2 separate regions of the Mus musculus genome follow, and region 1 is linked to region 2. Evidence: chromatin loops called from intact Hi-C (ENCODE). Cell type or tissue: left cerebral cortex. All regions are shown on one strand. Links, peaks and the distances in the headings refer to the core of each region. The heading gives the core; the rest is flanking DNA.

The links. Hi-C counts contacts between places; a loop is a spot of excess contacts. Peaks named below come from ENCODE experiments on the same cell type or tissue, not always from the same donor. Only the 100,000 strongest peaks of a DNase experiment are listed, where the experiment ranks them.
Region 1: it touches region 2 in a loop (4-fold over the local background); 1 of 42 quality-filtered maps calls a loop at or near these places.

The regions. Positions count from the first base shown.
Region 1 is chr11:12,409,826-12,412,747 of GRCm38, reverse strand. The region is part of intron 1 of Cobl (cordon-bleu WH2 repeat); the gene reads left to right. Among named protein-coding and RNA genes, the nearest start is that of Gm30596, 27 kb to the right of the region's middle. In left cerebral cortex, for the core only: no CTCF peak of the experiment used is centred there; a DNase peak (open chromatin) is centred at 1,490; H3K27ac peaks cover 257 bases.
Region 2 is chr11:12,469,515-12,472,436 of GRCm38, reverse strand. No RefSeq gene overlaps it. Among named protein-coding and RNA genes, the nearest start is that of Cobl, 6.0 kb to the right of the region's middle. In left cerebral cortex, for the core only: no CTCF peak of the experiment used is centred there; a DNase peak (open chromatin) is centred at 1,118.

The DNA of each region.
Region 1 (2,922 bases), core at 120-2,619, 60 kb after region 2:
ACCTTCAAGGAAGGATATTTTTTAAATAAAAATAATAGTCATTATCAGATCCAGCTATATAGTATTTTACATACAGCTATCAGTTGTTTTGTTGTTACTTCAGTTTGGGTCTGGAATGTTCCCCAGACCCATGAGTTTAAGATCTCATCCTAAAGTGGGGCTTTTGGGTGGTAGAATCCAGTGGATGGAAGTTCTATGGTTGAAGTGTGCCTTCCAAAGAGATTTGAAGATTCCCACCTTCTGGTTCTCTCTTTTCTTCCTATCATGATGTGATCAGAACTAAGCATCCTCAATTACTAGCTTCCACCATTAAGAACGGTGCCAGCACAGGCCCAAAGCCACAGAGCCCTGCAGTCACAGGGTGAGATTTCTGAAACAATGAAACAGAGAACTCCTATCTTCATTATCTTGCTGTCACAGCTGCAGTTGTCAACTTGACATATCTGGGAAATGGGAGCATCAGTTGAGGTGGGCAGATCTATTGAGACTTCATTTTTTTTTAGTTGATAATTAATGTAGTAAGGTTCCACCCACTGTGGGTTGTGCCATCCTAGGGAGGTGAGGCCTTAGCTATATAAGAAAGGAAGCTGAGTAAGCCAGAGGGAGCAAACTAGTAAGGATCATTCCTCTATGGACTCTGCTTCAAGATCCTGCATCCAGGTTTCTGCTTGAATTCCTGTCCTGACTTCCCTTAGTGATGGACTGTGACGACAAAGAGTAAGCTAAACAAATTCTTTCTTCTCCCAAGTTGCTTTGCTCATGTTTATCACAGCAATGGAAGGCCAGCTAGGACAATTGCATATCTCAATTATTTTTCCTGTGTGGTGGAAAAGGCAATTAACAGCTGTTAAACTTAAATCTCACTACTTTACCTGATATTTAATTGAATTATATAATTATAGTCACATGGACAGCAGGTAGTAATAAACTTCTGCACACAACCTGCTCTGTTTTATCAGTTATCATAGTCAGCTAATAGGAGGAATGGCCAGCCATTTGTTCGGTGATGGCTTTAGGGGACTTTGACTTTGCTTACTAGAGACAGGGGAAGCTGTGTTTGTTGACTGGCCATATATGGACTTTGGTCCAGAGAATGCTCATTCTGTACTTGATTTGATAGAGCTAGAGTTCATAGTCAAACCTACCCATATGCAGAGAACATGAGCCTCCTCTCAGGGCTAGGTCTGATGGCTCCTGTGACTCCTGGGTGCAAACTGCAGGATGGTCAAAGTGCAAAAATAAATCAGTTTTCACTGGGAAGCAAAGTAAGAAGAAAGGAAAACATCGAATAAGAATAAAAGCAGTGACAGAAATGTGGGTGTGTCCTGCATAGAGAAGTGACATTGCAAAATGAATTTCATTGAGAAAATGTAGTCATTGTTATCTTTATGTAATTCAGATGATCTACTCTTGAAAAATCTAAGAAAGTCATTTCCGGATTTCTTGTTCTGCCTCATTGAAAAATGTGATTCATTATATAAAAATGGGCTGCTACTGTGCTTCCTTTCTAGGGTTTTGTTCTGTGGAGCACTTAATGAGAATGTATTTTGGGGAATGCTCTGTGCAGGTTTCGCAGCAGATTTTCTATCTTGTTTATGGTTTTCACATATTCTTTTCTCTAGCAAAGATTCCATTGCAGGTTACAGGGCCCATGTTTTCCTTTGGTTAGTTCCTAGAAATAGAGCCTTCCTCTCACCACACTCTTAATCCTGTGGGTCACAAAGAGCCTAACATTTGGCTGGGTCTGACCCCAAGTAGCTCAAGAGAGATGACAGGAATACACATTGGTTCAGAAGGTGCCTCATTTAAACTAACTGGATATGTACAGAGGCAGACTTAGATAAGCAGGCAGATGACTCTAGCAAAGGGTATGTTTAGGAATCATAATCAACCCAGTTTATTGTAGCGTATATTAGAAATATCAGATCATTGAGCTTCTACTTAGTCAACTTGGAAGAAGTAAGTTATTTTTTAAATTGAGCTTTCATTTGTAAGTTCTCTATAGCTTTGGCCAGAAAAAAATACATTTCTTAAAACACACATATACAAATATATGTATGTATACATTGCTTTCGGCACACACACATATATGCATACCTTTCTCTCAAGACACACATGACACATATACATCTATGTGTATACTTTTCTTTCAACATACTTAGACACAAATACACACACCACCACCACCACCACCACCACCTCCCTCTAGCTGCCCAGGACTGTCTCAAATTTAGAACTGGGGAAAATGAACTTTTATGTCCTTTACATTTTACAACTCCCCCAAAGGAGAAATAGCTTTATCTACCTTTTATAGCAAGAGGTCAAGAGCCTCAAGAGGTCTTGTAGCAAAGGCCAGTGTGGATCTTTGAGAGGGAGAAGAAACTGGGAGTCCCACATGGGTATCAGACAAGTCAATGGTAGCAAGAAGGCAAATGCCTCTGAAAGAAGTAGAGAGCACCCTCACTGTATTTCTGGGTCAAATTTGGAATAATTTGAAGGATTTGTTGGCTACTGGTGTTCAAGTTTTAAATCCTATGGTTTTTCAGTGCAGAGAAGAAAGAATGTGGCATTCCTAATTTAGTAATGAAGGACGTGGGCTCTGCAAGCTCATATGATATCTAAAGGTGTTTACAGACCTTGTAAGTCGACAAGACCTAAAGACCCCATGTACCTCTGGTTTATAGAGGGGCTAGTCTGAGCTGGTTGGGATGAGCTTTTGTGATGTGCTAGGTCCTAATGGTGTGGACATGAAGTAGGCATGGGATCTAATCCAGGTCATTTTGTGAATACCCTAGAATTTTTCTTTTAATATTCTCTGATATTTACAATGTGGCTTAAAAAGAGTAATTAAAATGCACTCAAGTTGTCTACACAAGAAATCTGCTTTGCTGGTTCATAATTGATCAAGGGCAATCTAGAATA
Region 2 (2,922 bases), core at 125-2,624:
TTCAAAGGACAAGAATGTCAAATGAAAAGCCTGTGGATGGGAGATAATTGTTCAAGGTACATATGGATCATAAGGGGCTTGTATGAAGAATGTGTAATGAAGTCTTATACGAGTGACCTAATTTAAAAATGAGTAAGAACATTTGAATTATACATCTCAAAAGAGATATATAAACAGACAATAAGCACATTGTGAGGCTCCACATTATTCATCACAATGTAAGGTAATATAAAAATGCCAAAAGATACCACTTTGTACATATTAAGATATCTCTAATCAATAACTGTCAGCAAGCAATGTCCAGGGTATGAAGAACTAGAATCCACATCCGCTGCTGGATGGTTTGTAAACTAGTGGAAAACAGCTTTGTACTTCTTCAACAGAACCCTGGAAGGAAAAGCATGGGATAACCTATTGATCTGACAATGCTTCTTAGGTATATACCCAAAGACACCCCAAAATATACATCCACACAGAATTTTTGTAATATGTAGCCATGGCAGGGGCATTCATAATGTCAAAAAGTAGAAATCCCCTCAATGTTTATCAATTGATCAACAGTTAAACTCTGTGTGGTTTGTCCATGTGATACTGTTTGAGTGTTTAAAGATCAGGTAACAACACACATGCGCTATAGTGTGAATAAACTTTGATGATATTATCGATATTATCCTAAGGAAAAGAATCCAGTCATGAAAGACTGTGTTGTAAAGTTCTATTGTCCAGAATAGGTGAATTCATAAGGTAGATTAATGGCCCCAATAAGGAATGTCAGTAGATACAGGGTTAATTTGGGGGAGGGGACTACAATGTACTGAGATTAGATGGTGATGGTTGTTATACAAGTCAGTGTACATACAAACCCTACTAAACTGAATTTTTTATTTCTTTTTTCTTTGTATGTATGTATGTATGTATGTATGTATGTATGTGTGTGAGTGTGTGTGTGTGTGTGCATCTGGAGGCCAGAGGTCAACTTTTTATGTCATCCTGTAGTTGTCCTTCACTATATTTTCTTGAGAAAAGACCTTTCATTTGGCCTGGAACTGGCTGGCTGGCAAACTTCAGAGATTCGTTTCTATTCTCTAGCACTGGGATTCTAAGTATGTCTATGCTGGCATTTTTCCTCCTCTTCCTCCTCCTCTTCTTCTTTTGCCTAGATCCTAAATATCAAGCCCAGGTTTTCATGTTTGCTGAGCTGCCTCACCAGTCTAGATTCATTAAAAAGGTTTGCTTTTGTAGAAAAGGAACTATATTTTCAATAAAAGAAGAGCAATCTGTACAAACATTTGACCCATCATCATTAAATAATGATACCATGTAAAATATTTCTATTTCAACAACCTGATTCTGCTCTGTTTACTATATGACTCAGCCCCAGAGGTTTTTGTGGTGGAAGCCTTGTCCCTAATGTACAAGTGTTGACATACTGGGATCTTTAAAAGTTGATTAGCCCATGGATTACTGTTCTTAGAAGGGATTCATGTAGTTCTTTTAGAACCAAGTTTATCTTAGCTAGAGCACGTTATTGTAAAAGAATAAGTCTGGTCCCTCCCTTCATTCATTCCTCTCCTCCATCTCTCTGCTCCTTTGTAATGGAACAGCATCCAGCATGTTGTGACATGGCCAGGAGATGCTCTTCGTATTAGGCAATATAATCTTGAAATTTTAGCCTCCAAAGCTGTGAGATAAGCAAACCTCTGGTTTTTTATACATTACCAAGTATCAACTAACGTTATGAAGCAAACAAAACAGGCTAAGACAGGCTGTGCTAGCTGGCCCATGAGTTGCTGTAACAGAATGCATGACAGAACGGAATGTAAGAGAAGGAGGATTTCTTTTGCTCATCGTCTGAGGTATGTCATTTCTTTTTGGTGGACAGGCCATGGTGGAACAGCACAAATCCCACCATAGCAGCTAAAAAATAGAGATAGAGAATGTCTACTCTTAGCTTGTTTCTCCTTTCTGGAAATTTATTTCATTTAGAGAGACAGTGAACTCAAAATAGATTCTCCATTCTTAACTAACTACCCTTCTCTGGAAAAGTCCACATAGACACACCCAGAGATGCCATGACCCAACCTCAGCATGGAGAGGGGTTCTGAGAGAAGGGGTGTCTGGGAGTGGTGAAAAGAAATGACCAGAAGTAAAATTGTGGATCCAAGTTGAAGACTTGTGTTCTGCTTGATCCAGCTTTTCCAGTCTACTTCTCTCTATGCTTTGCTTTCTCTCTGGAGATTTCTCTGTCCATGTTCTGCTTGCTTGCTATTCTAAGAGATCTCATTGTCCAGGTCTTGCTAGCTTGTGAGTGTGTGCACTCCTGTGTGTGTGTGTGTGTGTGTGTGTGTGTGTGTGTGTGTGTGTGTGTGTGCGCCTGTGTCTGTCTCTCTGCTCTCCAAGCAGTTCTCTTTAATCCTAAAAAATTCTCTGGATAGCTCATCTCTTGCAGAACTTGGGTCCTGTCTCTTATTTTACATATGAAACCCATCATTTACTCCAGGTTTCCTTTAAATTATCTTGTGAATCAGCATCAGGGTCCCTTGACCCCAGCTCTTTGATTCTCAAGAGAGAGCAAGCATACATTTCTTTTTAAACAGTGTAAAAGAATTCAGTGATCTGTCTGCTTTTGTTAAACACAATTGGTAAGGTAGTTGGTTGGGACCCTGCCCTGAAATTATCATTTCTACCACACTCGGAAAGTAACCTTGCTCTGTCCTAAGCTGACCTTGAACTCAGGAATCTGCCTGCCTTTGTATCTTTCTGACAAGCTAGCCCATAGTGTACATGCTTTTGTTCCTTCAGATTCATGAAGCCCCTCATAATTCATATTGCATCTTTATATTTTGCATAGTTAAGAAATTATATACTTTTAAAGTCATGTATTTAGAGCTCTTTCCCATAGCCCTAAGGGCTGTCCTAAAG